Regions from separate parts of the Mus musculus genome. Here region 1 is linked to region 2. Evidence: chromatin loops called from intact Hi-C (ENCODE). Cell type or tissue: heart. All regions are shown on one strand. Links, peaks and the distances in the headings refer to the core of each region. The heading gives the core; the rest is flanking DNA.

Region 1 (9,971 bases), core at 1,364-9,363, 160 kb after region 2:
ACACTGAGGAGACAAAATACTATTTACTAAGAACAGCTATGCCCTGACAGGTTTCCCATTCAGCAAAGAATTTCAGCAGAAATAAATTAAATGTCCTCCCCTGGGTTTCCCACATCTTACATTGCATTTTAAGTACACAACTAACTCATTCTGGTGAAATAAAGGGTACATACAAAAACATCAAGAAAATAAACTATCACTGGTGATCTCATTCAGCAGTGCATAGATTATCGCCAAGAGGGTAATTGACCCTGGGCTGAGAGGCTTAAGATAGGACATAAATAAAGTTGACAATCAAGTGTGAGTGATTTGATTTCCTGGAATAGCACTGTTCTTAGACACAGGGGGGGGGTGTGCGGGGGGGGGGGATCTGACAAAGAAGAGAGGCTGTGGGCAGATGGAAGAGATGTAATTGGAAAGACACACTCAGCATGGCACCATGCTGCCAATAAATGGTCAGAATTACCTTGGCTGTCCTGACTCAGGTTTCAGAAAAAGCCTGGTTCTCAGCTGAGAGACAAAACAAACAAACAAACAAACAAACAAACAAAAATGGTCATATCAGTTCTGGGAAATCAATCATAAATGCTCAACACCCAGACAAATTAAGTTTTGTTGGCTGCCCTAACCAGCCAAAAGAGACCAACAGTCTTCAGGCTTGGTAACTGTTTTGGGTGACCATTAGACATGTATCAGAAGACGAGCACAAAATCAATCTACAGGGTTTCTATGGACTCCACATTCCTTGGTAACATCCCACAGTCAACCACTGCTGTTCTGTCTGCTTCAGGACGACTTCGATGAAAACCTTGTAGCCTGCAGTTAGATATTATCCTACAGAGCCTAGATGTTCCCTGGGATTTTGTAATTGGTTTTAGTGCATTTTGTTGTTTTTGTTGTTAAGTGACAGACATAAGCAAAACTAAAATACAGAAACAAAGCTAAAGAAACTGGAATACTCAGACTGGGAAAAATGTGTTCCCTTCTCCATCCATCTTTCTCGCACAGACTCCTTTACCCTGGTCAGCAAGCCTAGCTATCAGATCTTCTTAATTTCATATTGCATATAATCTGCAATGAAAGGGGAGTTGATACTTTCCCAGTATGTGTGAAATTTTCAAGGGAAGGACCAGTTTCAGTCAGGTACCCTCTCCTGGCCTGTCCACTCTTGCCCTATAAAAGAACAGATGGGAGGAGAAAAATAGGAGGATCCTGTAAAGGAATATTACTGTCCAGTGGGAATTGGCACCATTCCCAAAAGAAAGTGGACATTATTCTAGAAGAAAGGCTAAGCATAGGATCAAGAAGACAATATTTATATGTATTTTTATTCCAAAGTAAACAGGATATGAAGGACATTGCCAATTTTATAACTACACATTCACCAAACTCAACCCCAAGTCATAAATTTTATGCCATTTCAATTTTATAAGCAATTGTACTCCTGACCTTCTCCGCCATTATTTTCATCTTTCCTACCTCCAGATGCTTGGCTGGAAGACAGTGAGCCTCCTGGGGAGCAACTTCTCCAGGATGAAATACATTACCATGGCTTTGCAAGCATGTTACTCCTGTGTAGAGCAGCCCTGAGGCTAGACTTATTTTCTTACCATTCTAGGTGTTTCAGTCTGGCCCCAGATAACCAAAGAGGGTTTTGTAATAAAATTTTCTGATGGGAAATGATTCCATCACTGTATCATAGAACTGTAATCTTCAGTTAGACTGAAGACAAACAGCCAGTGTCCACACAGAAAACACAAGTCTATCTTAGAGTTCTGTCTACTTATAACTAGCCAATATGAAGCAGCGAGACAGACTCAGAAAAATATGCAAATAACTGAATTACATTGGCACTTATGATTGTTTCCTATGAAACATTACATTCTGGCTTTGGTGTTTTCAGTGTAGGTAGTGTTTGAGGTACTTGTTCGGGGTGATAAAGTCTGGCAAGCAGTGAAGGTGCTATGGACATCTCTTTAGTGAAGCAATCTTTCAGAATTGCCTGTTATGCCACAACCTTTACTATTTAAAATCATATAATATATAATCTTTGAAAAACAAACATTCCATCCATGTTCATACCCAGGAAAACAATTTTCCAAATGTTAGTCATGTCTGACCTTGCTTCCTGGGTGACTGGAGACCTGGCTGAGTTCAGGTTCTAGACAGGTTACAAAAGAGACCTATGGAGGTCTCCTACAAGACCAGAAGAAGGAGAAATGGAGGGAAAAGGACAGTGACATAAAATATACTAGCAGGAGAGATAGGCAGAAGCAAGATGCTTGAGTGAGAGCCTGAGGTCAATGAAATATTTCAGAAAGCTGGAGAAGAGCCAGTGGGCCCCAGTGACATTAAAAGAGCAGGGACCCCAATCTGTCAAGACAAACAATCTTTGCTGTCCAAACTCTTTCAATTCAAGGATAGTCTGAATTTAGAATCTGCCATCAAAGCTCTCCTGACAGTTTTTAAGGGTTCCTTAAATATATAATTGGAAGCAGGGATCCTCAAAACCAGTTCAACTCCTCCTTCCACAGTCCTGTCTGCTCACCACTAGAATGATGTGAAATGCACCCTTTCTTGGGTTCCCACCCATACAAGTCCATTACACCCATGAGCATAAGAGACATGCTTGATCTATCTGATTGCCATTGTTTATTTATTCATGCATTTGTTTTCTAAGATAGAATCTCATATAGCCCAAGAAGATCTTGAAATGACTCCATAGACACAGCTGCCCCAGAGATACTGATCCTTCTACCTCTTCCTCTCAAATATGAGGTTATAGACATGTACCTTACTCAGTCCATCATTTTTAAGGAAAGTAGATGAAGAGTTTGCACAGCAAAAAAGAATGCTATTTCATACTCACCATCAAAACACCTCTTATCTTGACTTTTCCTTTTGGGCAGCCTGACACACATTACTTCACAGACTTCTTCACTTAGCTTTGTACCAGTGCAAGCTTTTCTCTCCTTCCTCTGTCCTACTGCTTTACAGGAAAATGAATTCCCTGCACTTTTGTTATGGTTTGAATGAGAATTCCCCAAGCCCTCACAGGCTCCTATATTTAAATACTTGTTGTCTATGTAAGGAGGTTAGAGAACCTTAAGGAAGTGGGGCCTTTGTGAAGGAAATACATCACAGAGGGCAGGTTTGGAGGGTTTATATCCTTCTTTCCCCCAACTTCCTGTTCTGTGTCTGTCCTACCTGTGTGTAGACAAAATTGTGACCATCCAGCTTCCTAGCTCTGCCACCATCATTTCCCACCAAGATGAACTCCATACCTCTGGAATCATAAGGCAAATCCCTTCATCCCTAATTTGTTCTGGGTATGTGTAGCCATTGTCCTTTGCTTCCCTGGATCTTATTTCTGACATGTTCTCCAATTCAACTTGGTACCCCTCAGTGGATTATGAAGACATTTCCACAAAAAGTGTTTTCTTCCCTCAAGGGGACTGTAAGTGACAGCTGCTAGGATGATCCAGTTAACTTCATGTCCCCTTTATACAAGAATGGAATATAATCTTTAGTCCCTGTGCAGGGTTGATAATTAGAAATGTGTGCAGATTGTATCTTATATCTTAGGTATTCCACTTATCAGTGAGTACATATCATGTGAGTTCTTTTATGATTAAATTACCTCACTCAGGATGCTGCCCTCCAGGTCCATCCATTTGCCTAGGAATTTCATAAATTCATTCTTTTTAATAGCTGAGTAGTACTCCATTGTGTAAATGTACCACATTTTCTGAATCCATTCCTCTGTTGAGGGGCATCTGGGTTCTTTCCAGCTTCTGGCTATTATAAATAATGTATTCACTGATAAGTGGATATTAGCCCAGATACTTAGAATACCCAAGATATAAGATACAATTTGCAAAACACATGAAATTCAAGAAGAACAAAGACCAAAGTGTGGACACTTTGCCCCTTCTTAGAACTGGGAACAAAACACCCATGGAAGGAGTTACAGAGACAAAGTTTGGAGCTGAGACGAAAGGATGGACCATCTAGAGACTGCCATATCTGGGGATCCATCCCATAATAAGCCTCCAAATGCTGACACCATTGCATACACTAGCAAGATTTTGCTGAAAGGACCCTGATATAGCTGTCTCTTGTGAGACTATGCCGGGGCCTAGCAAACACAGAAGTGGATGCTCACAGTCAGCTATTGGATGGATCACAGGGCCCCCAATGGAGGAGCTAGAGAAAGTACCCAAGGATCTAAAGGGATCTGCAACCTTATAGGTGGAACAACAATATGAACTAACCAGTACCCCCCCAGAGCTTGTGTCTCTAGCTGCATATGTATCAGAAGATGGCCTAGTTGGCCATCAGTGGAAAGAGAGGCCCACTGGTTGTGCAAACTTTATATGCCTCAGTACAGGGGAACACCAGGGCCAAGAAGTGGGAGTGTGTGGGTAGGGGAGCGGGGTGGGGGGTATGGGGGACTTGAAATGTAAATGAAGAAAATACCTAATTAAAAAAAAAGAAAGAAAGAAATGTGTGCAGAGACAATTCAGAGATGTGCATCCTGGACAAGTTAGAGAATCCACCTGCTTATTCACACATCTGGGCATCTGAGTGACTATGTAAACAGTTTTCAGCAGCTTTCTTCTCCCTCATCGTAAAGGTGATTCTTCTTTATAGAAATAAATTCTAACACTTACTTTGCCATCTCATACAAATCAGCTCTGACCCTATCTGGAGTACTCCTCAAAGCAACAAGCTATCATAAAAGACTTCCAGGTCCTGAACTATGAACTGTCCACAACCACCACTAACCCCATGGACTCATAGAACCTGACACATGGAGGAGGGGGGAGCCTTTGAGTAAAATCATGTCCCATCTTTACTTTGATCCTACCTAAGTCACACTGACTGCAGTGCTGGTAAATGAGAGCAAACAGGTGATCATAAGCAGAACTTCTCAGAAACTCTGAGGAGCATGAGGTCCTTCTGCTTGTGGATAATGCAAGAGACACTCACTTACATCAAAACACTTTGCTCTTCTGAATCCAGGGGATTCATTTAACTAGCAAAATTCTTTGTGATTATCTAGTTAGGACATAATCTTTAATCACTGGATATCTGATGTCCTTTCTACATTGTAATCTCATCCACATTTCCATCAAAACAACAAGTGGGATTGATATATAATAGTAACTTCATTGTTCATTCATAACTGAATGCCTGGCAGGTACCACCAGACCGGGTTAGCATGCTTAAATGCCCAGAAAGTCCCTGCCCTGTCCCTATTCACCCTTTTAAAAGTCAATGATACTCACTGGATAGCTAGAACTAGCGAAAAACCAGTGAGCCACAGGTTCAGCAGTGACTGTGTCTCTAAAGGAAATAAAGGTAAGAGCAATGGAGCAAGACACTCATGCCACCCTCTGGCACAGGCACCCACAGACGCACAGACCCATGTGTGTATATCATGCAATGCAAACATAATTTTGTAGAGCAAGCAGAACCACAACACCTGAGGCTGATGCCTGGTCCTCACACCAGAACCCCAGAGAGTCAAGAACTAAGACAGGCAATGCTGTTTTCCTGAACAAGACCCCAAGTGATTCTGAGGCACACAGAGATCTGAAGTGCACTGTTCTGTATGTATATGAAATGTGTGTATGAATGTATGTACTTATTCATCGACTAACTCCTCTCTGCTCACTGTCGCCTGATGTCATCTTTCCTTCATAGCAGCCATCTGGAACTCTCAGGCACCTTTTTCAATCATTTGTCCCCATACTCCTCCATGTCCCATGCAAATGTATTCCCCTCCCATGTCCTAAGCTTAGTGTCTGACACACACACTAAGTATTCGGCAAATATGTGTTGAAGAAATGAATCCAGAAGCCAGCATAGCCTCTTCCTCCTCCACATGCCCTGGAGGCTGGTTTTGTTTTGTTTCCTTCTGTTTCCCTCCAGAGATAACCCCTCAGCAAGATGTGCAACTGGATCCACAGTAGACGGTCTCAGAAAGTGACATCAGACCCAACGAAATGGCTCACAGCAGCCAATTCTGGCTCCTACAGGAAGGAGACATTTAAAATGATGAGTGTGCTTGGCTCACAGGCATGTGAAGTAGCTGCCACCTGTGACTCATGCACAGCTGGGTGGCCTTGCTAAATCACAGGTACACTGCCAAGGCATTTCCCAAGAAATGGATCTGCATAGCAATAGCACTCAAGAGCTCTTTGGGGAGGAGAGACAGGGAGGGGCTGGGCATTCAGGTCAGAGGCCCTGGGACTCACACCCTCCCCACAGACCTCAGCCTCTGCTTCCCAACAGCAGAAAGCCTTTCGGTATAAGTTTCTTTTAGCCTGAGTGATGCCTTTGTTTATCTTTGCTGTAGTTTTGCTCCATTATCAGGGAGTATCAGTCCTTGCATTTCCTTTTGGGCTGTTTGCCACCCTCGATTGATTAGTGATTACAGTTCCTCACATCTGTCATGTGAGCTGCAGTGTTCTTCCTACTTTGTGCTTAGATTTTTGACTTTGTTTGAGTTATTCCTCCACAGTCAGAACAAAACATGTAGAGTCACATGGGTCAAGCTTCCACCTTAGGGTGTCTGGTTATTTTGTGTCAGTAAAGAGAAAAGCCTCATGTACTCCAAATAAATAGAAATATTCACTCATTTCTCCTCCCAATGCATCCATGGTTTGTCGTTACTTCTTTTTACAGGAAAGGTTACAATGTTCATTATCAGCAGTTCTTTTTGGAAAAGAAGGCTGAGGAAAGATCAAGTTTGATATATTACTAAATGACTTACTTTTTTTTCTGCTTGAAAACTTATATTTTCAGCATTTAGCGTAGTAATTGGTTGGTATTTATGTTTGTAGAGTGAGACAGTACAATGGTACAGAATAGCATAGGTCATAAGGCAACAGATTTCCCAGAGGAACGTGTATACACATGACTGTGCCGCTTTTGCTATCATATATAAATGTTAATGCGCCTTCAAATGTCAACCGATACCAATGGGTTATCAATAGTGTCAACAACAACAGCTCCTCCTGCCTCACAGCCTTGGGTATTCCACTCCTGTTAACTCATTTAATCCTCTGGACAAGTCTATGTGGAACTTGTACTGTTCTCTTAATTTCACAGATAAGAATATCCAGGTACCAAGGGAGGAAGACCCTTGCTCTATGTCTCACAATAAACAAATTAGCAGATACTCTGAAGCAGATACTAAGGAGCTTAAAACCTCATTTGTATGCTCTCCTGTCTCAAAATAAATAAATAAATAAATAAATAAATAGATAGATAGATAGATAGATAGATAGATAAATAAATAAATAAATGCAAGCTTCTCTGGAGCCAGTAGTAGTGACACATAGGCACACAGTAGTAGTGGCTCACAGACACACAGTAGTAGTGGCATACAGCAGTAGTGACACACAGCAGTAGTGATGTATAGGCACACAGCAGTAATGACACACAGGCACACAGCAGTAGTGATGCATAGGCACATAGTAGTAGTGGCTCACAGACACATATTCTTCCTCCCAACACTTGAGAGGCAGAGGCAGGCTGATGTCTGTGAGTCTTAGGCTGGCATGGTCTAAATAGTGAAACCCTGTCTAAATAATATTTTAATATCATAAAATAACATACTATGGACAGAATAGAAAGAACTTTAAGACATTTGTGTTACTAATATCTACAAATATTGTGATGTGTGTGTGTAGATATCTAGATAGATAGATAGATAGATAGATAGATAGATAGATAGATAGATAGATAGATAGATTATGTGTGTGTTCCAAAATTGGACTAAACGTGTCCCTAGCACCAACTTCCTCTATCTCCAAAAAGGAAAGATACAACTGCCATAGGACCAATGTGAGCCATGCAGGAAGTAAAGGTGAGGTTTGAATAAGACTAGCTAGCCTGTCGGCTCATAGATTTGAAAGCTTGGTCATCAAGGAGTGGCACTACTTGAGAGGGATTAGGAGGTGAGGCCTTGTTGAAGGAAGTGTGTTATTGGGGGTGGGCTTTGGGATTTTCAAAGCCCAAGGCAGTCCCAGTCTCTCTCTCTCTCTCTCTCTCTCTCTCTCTCTCTCTCTCTCTCTCTCTCTCTCTCTCTCTCCCTCTCTCTCCTTCCCCTCTCCCTCTTCCTCCCCCTCCCCCTCCCCCTCTCCCTCTTTCTCTCCCTCTCTCTCTTCCTCCCTCTCTCCCTCTTTCTCTCCCTCTCTCTCTTCCTCCCTCTCCCTCTCTTTCTCTCTCTGCCTACAGATCAGCATATAGCTCTCAACTACTGCTCCAGCATTTGTCTGCTTGTCACCATGCTCCCTGCCATGATGATAATAAACTAAACCTCTGAAACCATAATCAAGCCCCAATTAAATTAAATTCTCTTATCAGAGTTGGTATAGTCATGGTGTCCCTTCACAGCAATAGAACACTGACTAGACAGTAAATAAAATCTCTGTCTCCTTAAACTTACTTCCCTCCATATTTTTGAAGTTCAAAATCTCACCATAAACTGCAATGATTTCCACATAGGTACCTGATATAAAATGTGCATAGTTAAAGCTACATTGAACATTTTGGCCTACATATTGAAGTCAGAAATTACTTCCCATAACCTTATATATTAAAGGCTTAAACAAATATCTAATGGAATTGTTGAAAATCGTATTAGCAGCAAATGATATGTTTGCTGTTTCGTTTGTTTGTTTGTTTGTTTGTTTTTTGAGACAGTGTCTCATTATGTATCCTAGGCTGGCTCCAAACTCACAAGCCGCTGCTCTCCACGGACATAGATTATACATAAGTGCCACTGTGCCTGGTAAGATGTCATTTATAGCTAGTTTTTATTTTTGTTATAAAAGAGTATGTCTTTTAGCTTCATGAAAGCAGTGTCTTGGTTTCTTGCCTGATGCTGTGGTAAAGCACCCTGACAAAGACAAGTTAAGGGAGGAAGAGCTTACTTAGCTCATAGTTCTAGGCCATAGTCCCTCGTGGCAGGGAAATCACACTGGCAGGAGTTTGAGGGAGCTGGTCACACCCTACCCACGTTGAAAAAGCATAGAGAGACAAACAAACACATGGTAATGTTGAGCTTGCTATATATACTGTCCAGGATCCCAGTCAGCGAATAGTGTCAACACAGTGGTCTTCCTGTAACAGCTAACTAATCAAGATAATCTTCTACAGCATGCCCATCTCCCCAGTAATCCTAGATTCTGTCCAGTAGACAACACTAACCACACAACTATTATCATCATTACAGCTTAATTGAGATCAGAAGACCTATCCACTGTGGCTGGAACCATTCCCTGGGCAGGGAAGTCTTGGACCATAGAGACAGTGAGCAGAACACCAGCCTGCAGCTGTCTCTCTCTGCTCCACAACTGTAGGTGCAGTACAAGCAGCTGCTTCAGGCTCCCGATGCCTTGACTCCCTACCATGATAGACTGTGCCTTGATCATAACCAAAAATAAGCTCCTCCTTCCTTAAGTTGCTTTTCTCGGAGTGTTACATCACAGCAACAGAAAAGTAAATAAGACGCAAAGGAAAGATGATTTTGCTCCTTTTTGGTTTAAAATTCCAAAACCAGGTAGATGTCAGGAAACAAAAACATAAACTCTTACTTCAGTAAAAGGAAGGAGTGACTTGGTATAACATTTGGAATGGGGACAGATTCAGAAAACATTTTAACACAGAAAAGGAAAGTTAAAGCAATTCACTCCTGAGATCTAACAAATGGAGACATGGGATACTCTGAGAGATAAGACTATCACTAAAACCAGACTGTCTTAGATTTGGTGGTTGATGAGCAGCAGCTGGCTTCCCCAGGACTGGCAGGGCCTCATGATAAGCAGTGATCTAGCTCTGTGGTAACCCCACACCAGTAGCTTGAACTCAACCCCCATGAGAACATTTGTACAGCCAACACCAGCCAATATCACAAATCTGAATTTTGGTTTCTGAGTTGGCTTTTGTTTTGTTTT
Region 2 (9,971 bases), core at 1,224-9,223:
TCCTGGTGAGTGTTCTGATCCTCCCATTCCTCAGGCTGAGTCTATGGCCAACTTCATTTCCACATCCATGGCCGATTGGAGACCTGCTCTGTTATGACTATTTATTCTGCTTCTCAAATCCACCAGAGCATTTGCTTAGACACCAAAGCAATGGCTACTGCAAGGAAAGGTCTATTCCCATTCTCCACAAGTCTGAGACTCATGCAGGTTACAGATCTCACACTCAGGTCACCCCCAACACAAACTGCTATAGCACACATGTGTGTATGCTAAAAGTGGGAGTCTAGAAATTTTACGGTTTGGTTGTTTATTTAGGGTCATGCTGGTTTGATAATTCATTGATCACTACTATGTTTACACCACTCTACATATCTATATACAAACACAATACCTCTATTAATAAATATGGATGAATGAATCTTAATATCCATTCAGTGCTAACATCTGCTACCCAGCACACATTGAATTAGCCTAAGTGTCCCATAAAAATTTTCACACTGTTATTTTTTCATCCAGAGACCAAATCAAAGGTCACATAGCACTAACATCTTTGAAGAGAATGTCTCCATCCTGAGGACTCGGTGAACAGAAGTGACAGATACTGACCAGCAAGGTCACAGCCGCAAGTGAGTGTGTGAGTGGCATCTCTGAAGAGACTCACATTTCTACCCTCACTCCTGCTGACTTTATGGAATTCACACCACTAACTCATATGCATGTGTCAAAACATCTCGTTTAAATGTCAAATACCATCACTCTTACCTTTTTATTTTTAAATCAACTTTATAAATATATATCCCTGAAAAAAAAACAACCCACCATACATTCACAAAACCTACTGGGTTCTGTGTCATGCCAATGCCTCCCTAATCCTTCTTTCTATTTGGGCCTCAGATTTCTTCCCAGAATAGATTGCTGTGAAAATGAAGCCAGTGGGGGGTGAGGTGTAGGACGCTCACATTCGGCACTTTGACATGACAGCAGCTGATAGTCCTTAGAACTTGATGTGTGAACTAAGAAAACAAAGAAAAAAGTAAGAGGAACTTTCAATTACTGCAGTAGAAAATCAGGAACTCTATCCGACAAGCCTTCATGATTCTTTCTGCAGCCATGGATCTGTAATAAGCAAAGCAACATGGCCCTCTTCTTTAGCTTCATCAGTATACTCCTGAGAACACACAGTAAGGGTCTTTTAAAAGTCATATGGAATCATATAATTTTATATCTATGTAAAATTAACACAATGCACATAAACATATGCCTATATTAAATATATGTAAATATATGTGCATAATTTAAAGGAAGTTATGTCTCTTGGGGTCATAATGTTACCCTCAAAAAAATCACAGACTAACAAAAACCCCAGTACCAAGCAAGAGAATCATCCTTTTGAGTATTTCTCCAGGGAGTCCAAGAAACTCCAAAAGCCATATAGACAATTGCCGTTCGCTCTTGGTCACCTCCCAGAAAGCCCTATTGCTGAGGACACCGCAGACTTTATACACAGGATTCAGAGGAACTAGAATCCCTCACCAGAAAGTCCCTCTGTGAGGACTGGCTTGATGGTACTGAGAGGTACTATGTAAACTACAGATTGAAGAAAACATCTAACAGGCCGATCCAACTGCGATGCCTATGCATGATGACAGTGACCGGAACAGCAAGAGTTCCCTAGAGGGATGATAGTGGCACTTTTATCTTGGCTGTAACCAACAGCTAATTGATTGGACATAAGGCAGTCAATAGGTGGGAAATCACATCTGGAACTATAAATCTAGCCAAGCACCCTTGGCTGCTGAGGCCACAGATTTCAAAGGGAACCTACTACTGCCTCCTTCCAAAACAAGTATAAGGTCTAACTGCACTCTGAACATTTATCCTTACGCCCACAGGTTAGTGTAGCTCTCATCTCTCATCAAACAGCATTCTTTTCTAAGTAGACAGAGACTTTTCCAGAAAGCCACAACTAGTCAAAAATGCAGAAAACCTCCGACTTTGGAGTGCCCAGATGCAATTGAAGCATCTCCAATACATCTCCTGCTCCTAAGGCTCAGAGAACATTGAGGAATAGGGGGCAGAAAGACTGTAAGGGCTAGAAAACCAGAAATCTACTACAAGATTTTGTCTTCTAGATAACAGGTAAGCTAGACCCATGAAATCTCAGCAATATGTCTGCCTCTTAAAGACCTAAACAATTCCAACATGAGTTGGCATCCCAGGGAAGGATGACCCACTCCTAGATGAAGAACTACAATCAGTTAACAATTGCTGAGAGAGAGAATTTGTCTTTCCTAAAGATGAGTCCCCTAAAAGATTATCCATTCTCAAGTGGTCAGTGATACTAAACAGATGGAGCAGGTTGCATTTATATATTTATTTGCAGACATATCTGGATCTATATGTAAAAATCATAAAGAATAAGAGACATGAATTTGAAAGGGAATGAGGGAGTTAACATGGGAGGCACTGGAGGAAGGAGAAGAGGGAAATGATATAATTCTACTTCAATTAAACAAAAGCAAGAAAGAGAGCAACACAAACTGATCTTGACCTGGGATGAACTGCACTACCTGAGCAGAGCCTCCTCTGAACACATTTACATGTGGCCAAATCATCATCAGACCTATATGATGGTCCCACATCAGGTAGAAAAACCAATCTGATTTATCCTTTCAGAGAAGTTGGAAGTTCAAAGAGGCTTAGCCAGTTTGTCAAGTGATGGGGCCACCCTAAATTAAAGGAAAGAGAGAAGTATGGAGCTGAGCCTTCTCGAGGTCACACAGCCAGAGAGAACTCTACCCACTTCCCCTCCCAAGGGAAAAGAAAAGGACTCGCTGTCCCCAAGGTCTGCTTGCAGAGTGAGAGGTATCCGGGCTCCGCCCAGGAGACATGCTCTGTGCACTGCCTCAAAGTCTCACCCAAAGAACTCAAGTAGTCTGCACTCCTGTGATTCTAGAGAAAATGTTCTAAGTGGGAGGGACAGCATGTTGCTTTTTGGCTCACACCCCTGCCTGGTCAGTAGCCGGGAAAATAGTCTCTGATCTGTGCTGCTGTCACACTGCACGGCTTCTCAGGCTTCTTGTTGAGAAACCAACATACAGAAAAGAACTTGCTGGCTGGCAGCTAGAGAAGAATGGTTGACATTTTCGGGATTGGCTCAGTGACCTTAGGAATGCCGCTGGCTTCCCTTTGCGGGGAAACATGGGATTTAATGAGAGCTTCTTTGAGTTCACCTAACGTTCTAAAGGTTTATTCATTAATTAGAGCTTGGTTCAAACGCGCTGTGTTAAAATCCATGTAACTGCGTGAAGCAGGAAAGACTACCGAATAGGGAAGGAGAGACGGAAGTAATTACGTGAGGAAGAACAGGATCATGTGGGAACTCAGAGCAAGCACACCTGTCGGAATGCAAAGGGACAGGAAAAGGGAGACACCAGTGAAGGAATCCTGAAGATGTGGTGGTATATGACAGCCGGAGCTCAGGGAAGCGTGCACGTACACACACACACACACACACACACACACACACACACACATTGTGCAAAAGTAACTCTCACTTATCTGGCTAAACTGGCACCAACAAGCTCTAGGAATTCTCTTGTCTCCTTAGTGCTGGGATTAGAGGTGCCCACCTCCCAGCCTGGCTTTTTACAGATCCTCACACTTCTAAGCACTTTCCTGGCTGAGCCATCTCCCCAGCTCAAAGGAAGGCTGTTGAGGCGTCAAGGACAGACTGCATCACATCCCCATGCCATTAAAGAAGGAGAACAAGTTCAGAGTAGGAAGAACCTGGAATAAATGATGAGAGGAGACCTGGAAAGGGGGGGGGGTGGGGAAGAGCAGCCACAGGCTTGTGCAGAGGGATTTTGGGAGCTGCAGGAAGGGCTTAAGGAAGCCACGGCTGGAAAGTGGTCATGCCATTTTTTTATGTTTAGAAAAGTAGCCCCATCTGCTGTGCTATAAAAGGGGCAGAAGCATATACGAAAGAGGAGAATTAAAAAACACATGGTAAGGAAAGACAGCCGTGGCGGTGAGGGCTGAGAGAAGAAAAGGCTCTTAGCGAGATGACCCGGAGGCTGATCCAAAAGAGCATGGATCAGAAAAAAGATCTCCCTCCCAGAATCTCAGTTTCATTATTTTGAGGTAGGAATCTGACAGGAGTCACTAGAGCAGACAGGAGATGCTCTGGCTTGGCTGTAGTGTGGATACTTTCATGTGGTGGGACAGATGAAGTATGTAGGAGTGAGCATCATCCAAAGATAAGCAGAGACAACCACTACAAGAGAGGCCTGCGAGCTGACAGAACAGAAAGGAATCAAAACCATCTCTAGACATACAGAGAGAGGCAGAGACAGAGACACAGAGAGAAACAGAGAGAGATAGAAAGAGACAGAGAGAGACAGACAAACAACAGGGACACAGATACAGAGAAAGGGGGAGAGAAAGAGAGAGAGAGGGAGATGAGAGAGGTAGAGAGACGGTAGAGGGATAGAGAGACAAAGAGGGAGAGACAGAGAGGGAGAGGAGAGACAGAGACAGACAGTGAGACAGAGAGGGGGAGAGGAGGAGGGAGAGACAAAGAGACAGAGAGGGGGATAAGGAGAGAAAGAGACAGGCAGAGAGACAGAGGGAGACAGAGAGGGGAAGAAAAAGAGACAGAGAAATATAGAGGGAGAGGAGAGAGTGAGAAAGAGAGAAACAGAGGGGGAAGAGAGAAGGAAAGGGAGAGAAGGAAAGAGAGAGAGAGCCTACCTCTAACTCAGAGGAACACCAAAATTTAGCAGGAGGGAAGGATCTGCAAAGGCTTCTGGGAGAAAGTCCAGAGATGCAGTAAGGAGACAGGAGCAGCGTGAACCAGGAGCAGGAGGGAGACACTCACAACCAATCAAGTAAGAGAAAAGCCGAGAAGTGTTCACAGTATTTCACAACAAGGTTCTGATGACCTTGGGAAAATGATTTAATGGAGTGGCGGGGGAGAAGACAGATGAAAGTTGGCTAAGGATGAGTGGGAGGTAAGGAGGTGAACTCTGCATGTCTAAGCAACTTTGTCAAGAAGTTTGGATGTGGGTGAGGACAGAGAGGAAGAATGCCGGAGGGGCCACATTCATTTCTAAAGGTCTTTTATGTGTATAAGAAATCTACGTATAAAGTCAGTTAAGCTGAACAATGAATAATTAAACCATGAATTGTGAAAGGAAACAGGGCAAACTATGAAGTGGGAGAGAGACAAGCCTAAACTTGAGGCTTATTTCTCAAACTTGGCTTATCCCAGTACCCTAATGTTCTTTCTCCTTACTTCAGAGCCCCTTATCTCTGTGACATGGAAAGTCTACTCAAGAAATGAAAATATAAGTCAGATTAGCTTGAGTATGCATAAATCTACCTAAAGTTAAAAGTAAAAGCAGAGATTTCCTATGCTCCATGCATGTCTAGCACCATACAATGAGAAATTCTCACATCGGCCAGGAGGGGGCACCCCTGTTCTGGGCTTGGGTAGAGCCAGTGCATCTTGGGCTCCAGGGATTAGAAACATCCTTGGGAAGCCATTTGGTCCATTCCTCTGCTTCCATGTAGAGCTGCAAATAAATTCTGATAGCTTCCCAAGTTGTCAAATACAACGATGTGTCACTGACCTGCGTAAGTCAACACTGCCATTCTAGGTAAACATGCTGTTCACAGACTTCAGGTGGAAAACAGTTCTAGTAAACACTGAAACTGTCAATCAAACATCTCCAAAAGCCCACCATCCACTGCTGCTTATTTTCCACCATTATGCAGCGCACGCGCGCGCGCACACACACACATACACACTCACGCATGCACGCACGCATGCGCGCACACACAGTACTTTTTTTCCAATACTAGTTAAAACCAGTTTTCTTATCTGTCAGTTACCTCAGGAAATGTTTCCATATTTTTCATTTGCTAATAGTGCAAAATGAATGATAGCAACTCAGGTTTATAAGCCAAGAAAGAGAACAAGACCAGGATACAGTAGAGATGCCACAGGCCTGTCCGCATGGTCAAGGACAGCAAAATGTTTGATCTCTTACTCTCTTACCTTTCCTTGATTTCTGAAAATGTATAATCACAGATATAATTTTTTGAGGACTTGTTTGGGACTGGACCATGAAGAAGTTGTAAGGCAGAACCAAAGGAAGTGAGTATTCAGAGAGATATGACAAGGAGTCAAAACCTCAGAGGGACAGCCATACTTGGAGCACATAGTGAAAATGGAAACTACCAGGAGAAAAGAGCATAAACAACCATTAAACAAAATTACTCAGCAAGAAGCAACCACCTTTCTAGAAACAAATTTAAGGCCGTACGCACACCTCCCTCTACAGGATTCTATAACTGCTACCCAGAGATTCAGGAAGCTGTACGCACTCCTAGAAAACAGCCTTTATGAACGTTGTACACATTCCACAGTGCCATGTTTGCAGTGCTGCCTAAGTGAACGTCGACAGAGCATCCTAAACAGTCTCAGGTGGGACCCCCTGGGCCACTCTAACTCTCCCCAGTCACTTACTCAAACAGCCAGGCTGGCACCTTCCAGGGGACATCTCGGCACTGACAAGAAATCAGTGGATCTGGACAAGCTCCCTTCCAAGGGCGACCCTGAGAGGCAGTAGAGCAAACAGCCACACTCCACATGCAGCATTTTCCTAAGCTGTGGTTCTGAGCACACCTTTTCATAAACGATGCTCATTTCAAGGGCATTAGGCCACCACAGTCAGCTCTGTAGTTCACACTCATTTACTCTTTCCTTGGTTTGCTTTAGTTTTTTTTTTTTTTTTTTTTTTTTCTTGTGCTTGGAGCACATGCAGATTGGCCCGCACTGCATCCACATTCAATGCATGTTAAAGTGAAAATCTCCAAGGCGTCTGTGTCCACGGCATTCATTTTATGGAACTGGGAAAACAGAAAGAATTCTTCAGTAGGAACACATATAAGGAGCAGACTCAAAATGCAAAACCTCAACGTGTAGAATACTAAAAGAAAAGGAGATCTGCTTCTATTTCAAGAGCAAGCCTCATTCACCTTTCTGAAGGCCAGATGGAGGTGAGATTCACACCGGGTCCTGCTGACAGAAGCAGTTGTTTAGGTAGGTATGCCCATCCTCACTCTCTAAGGAATTAACAGTTCCAAGTTTCCTCTTTTTGCTTATCCTGCTGTGACTCAACAGCCAAGACAGTGTTCTCAATGAAAATCTGCTGCCCACAGTGCGAGACACCAGGCACATGTGACCACTGAGAGCCTGCAATGGTACTCATGCCATTGAGGAAGACAACAAGAACACCATTTAATTTTAATGATGCACTGAACATTTTAATGGACACTGGCGGCTAGCATTTACTGGACAGAAGGGAGGGAGAGAGAGAGAGAGAGAGAGAGAGAGAGAGAGAGAGAGTCCTGCCAACCTTCAGCAATGAGGTGAATGGAGCCACGTTATTTTCACTCCAGTCCCTTTCCTTATGGCAATGGCCACAGCTATAATTCAATAGCCAGTTGCAATACAATGTGATAAGCTGTTTCTTCCACGTCCTAAGTCCCTGTGTGCAGCAGCTGGGCACTCTATATTTTAGGTCTCACTTTATGACCTCTTTAAGGATCCTACTTGCAAAACCAGTTACAATACAAGGTTTTAGGACTAGGATTACAACATATAAACCCTGGTAATACAGTGACCGAGAGGAACTCGGGTATGACAGCGTGCTAGACACAGACCGTTTTAATGAGAAGATGTGTGAGTGTTGGAGGTCAGGAAGCTTCCCTGGAAGGGAAGGGAAGGGCTTGTGGAGGATTTTGAGTGGCACGGAGCAGATAGCCTGTCAGGTAGGTGGGGAGAGCAAGAATCCTCGGAGGCAATGGTCCTGAAGCTTCTGTGGGCTTGTGGTGGAGGTGAGGTGGAGGGCTCTCTGAGCTGGAGCTCCAAGCAAGTGTAGACCAGGCGAAGGTACAGAGCCAAGAGAAGGCCTCCTGAAGTGGCCTTTCCCAGGCCAAGTGCATGGCAGCTTCTCCTCCATTTGAAAGACAAACAGCAAGTCACTTCTCTCATCCAAGTATACTTGCATCATTTATAAAGGTGTCTCCATTTTAATGTCCTTAATAAGTTCAGAGCCTTTGTTTATTCGGGAGCCCAAGATCTGTCCCTTGAGTTTTTACTTATCAGGATGTTTTATTAGACTTGAAAAGAGGACCAAATGTTCTAAAAATAGGAGCTCCAGCAAAAATTCTACTTCTCCCGTGGAGTTAGAAATTACTTCGTGTTTATTTGCCAAATTTGCCTGAGGTTAAGATCTAGCTGAACAGCAACTACATTTCCCTCACCTAACATTTTCTGGATCTTTAATCTTCTCTATTGTGCTTCAGTGAACAATAAACAAACAAACAAACAAGTCAATCCACAAAGAGACTCACCATTACATATGAACCTTTGTGAAATTATGAAGGTTCACTCATAAGTATAAGGGAAAATCACTATATTATACAATAATTATGATGCACATAAATGAATGTTAAAAGCACATAATATGTCATGGCAAACAGAAGCCAGAGAGAAAATGGATAGACTGACAACTTCAGAGCAGTCACATGACAAATGTACAGAGCACCATTCATACAGATCCCATGTGACTGGCACCCCAAGGCTTTACTCGGTGCAAACCTCACATATTAGGAAGCACAATTCTGTCCAGCTCCAGAGGTTTGTTAACTAATAAATCTCATGTGCAGAAGGGGAGCACTATGTGCAGAAGGGGAGCACTATGTGCAGAAGGGGAGCACTATATGCAGACATTTCTACCAAGATAATTTCAGTTGTACTAATGTTTAACTTCAGTGAGATTCATGAACTCTCATGTGACTAATTGTCAAGGGCAGCAAAACTCAAGAATGCCTCTGTAAACAGCTACCGGGTGTCCTTGACGAAGAATCCAAGAGAACTGGCGTTCCCAGGAGCAGCTGTCTAAACAGTAAGGACATTTAAAAACCAAGGATAGTAGTAGTTACTCTTTGATCTCTCTTTCTGACCAGAGAAGAATTACTTAGAACAAAATTATACTTGGGGGGTGGCAATTACTAAATAGAGGTTACATAAATGATTCTGTCCAGTTAATGCTACAGTGATTTAGATGCAAGGTGTATGCTTTTCAGAACCTTCACTCTGATGGTGCTTGTAGAGACTGTACTATTTATTCTGTCTCTTGTTTGTCCTGAGGATAGATTTTAATAGCTGGGAGGACAGATGGGCCCATCCCTCCAGCACTGCAGCCACCACCTCCATCTATTCTTGCAGAGCTTATGATGAGTGGGATCAGTGGGTGAGGCGGTTCATAAAGAACCAGAGACACCCCACATACAATGCACAATGCACAATGCTCATGTAGTCAATAGTTCTTCTCCATGGAATCTGTTCTCTCCCAGTCTAAACTGTATTCTACATACAGGAGAATGGGCAGAAAGCGGCTGGCCTTCTCCTCTTATGATTTCAGCCCACAAGGACTGTATGAGTTGACTCCAGACATACAATGTCCATCATCAAAAGTCTTCCATCCTACTCACTGAAATTACTGCTAATCGACACTTTTTTCATCTGTAAGAGTTCACAGGCTGGCTTTATTTTTAGCAGTCACAGGAAGCTATTGGTTGAATATCAAGGCCACAATAGCATGAACCAGTTTCCTGAAACATGTGTAATATGAGAGTGTAATAACAGTGTGCAAATAGCCATGTTCTCACCAGCCGTAAGCACCTATAGTTCTCAAGTGTCTATACAGTTATTCCAGCGAAAACTCAAATTCCGAACTTTTAAGCAGACCAGAGGAATAAAATGCCAGTTCAGTGGTCTATGTGCCCTCATAGACCACAAGTAATTCTAAAGTAGTTAACATTCTTTATCTGTTTATTTTGCCTTAAGACAAAAAAAAAAAAAATGAAGTCTGATTTAATCAGGGGTTGTAAAGGTG

Evidence for each region. A loop is a pair of places that touch in the nucleus more often than their neighbours do. Peaks named below come from ENCODE experiments on the same cell type or tissue, not always from the same donor. Only the 100,000 strongest peaks of a DNase experiment are listed, where the experiment ranks them.
Region 1: a loop joins it to region 2, with 3.0 times the contacts of the local background. A loop is called at or near these places in 6 of 42 quality-filtered maps.

What each region holds. Positions count from the first base shown.
Region 1 is chr1:55,572,254-55,582,224 of GRCm38, reverse strand. The region is part of intron 1 of Plcl1 (phospholipase C-like 1); the gene reads right to left. Among named protein-coding and RNA genes, the nearest start is that of Gm39642, 64 kb to the right of the region's middle. In heart, for the core only: no CTCF peak of the experiment used is centred there; a DNase peak (open chromatin) is centred at 6,114.
Region 2 is chr1:55,732,065-55,742,035 of GRCm38, reverse strand. All of the region lies in intron 5 of Plcl1 (phospholipase C-like 1), which reads right to left. Among named protein-coding and RNA genes, the nearest start is that of Gm32949, 150 kb to the left of the region's middle. In heart, for the core only: a CTCF peak has its summit at 5,468 (motif pointing right); a DNase peak (open chromatin) is centred at 5,495; H3K27me3 peaks cover 1,211 bases.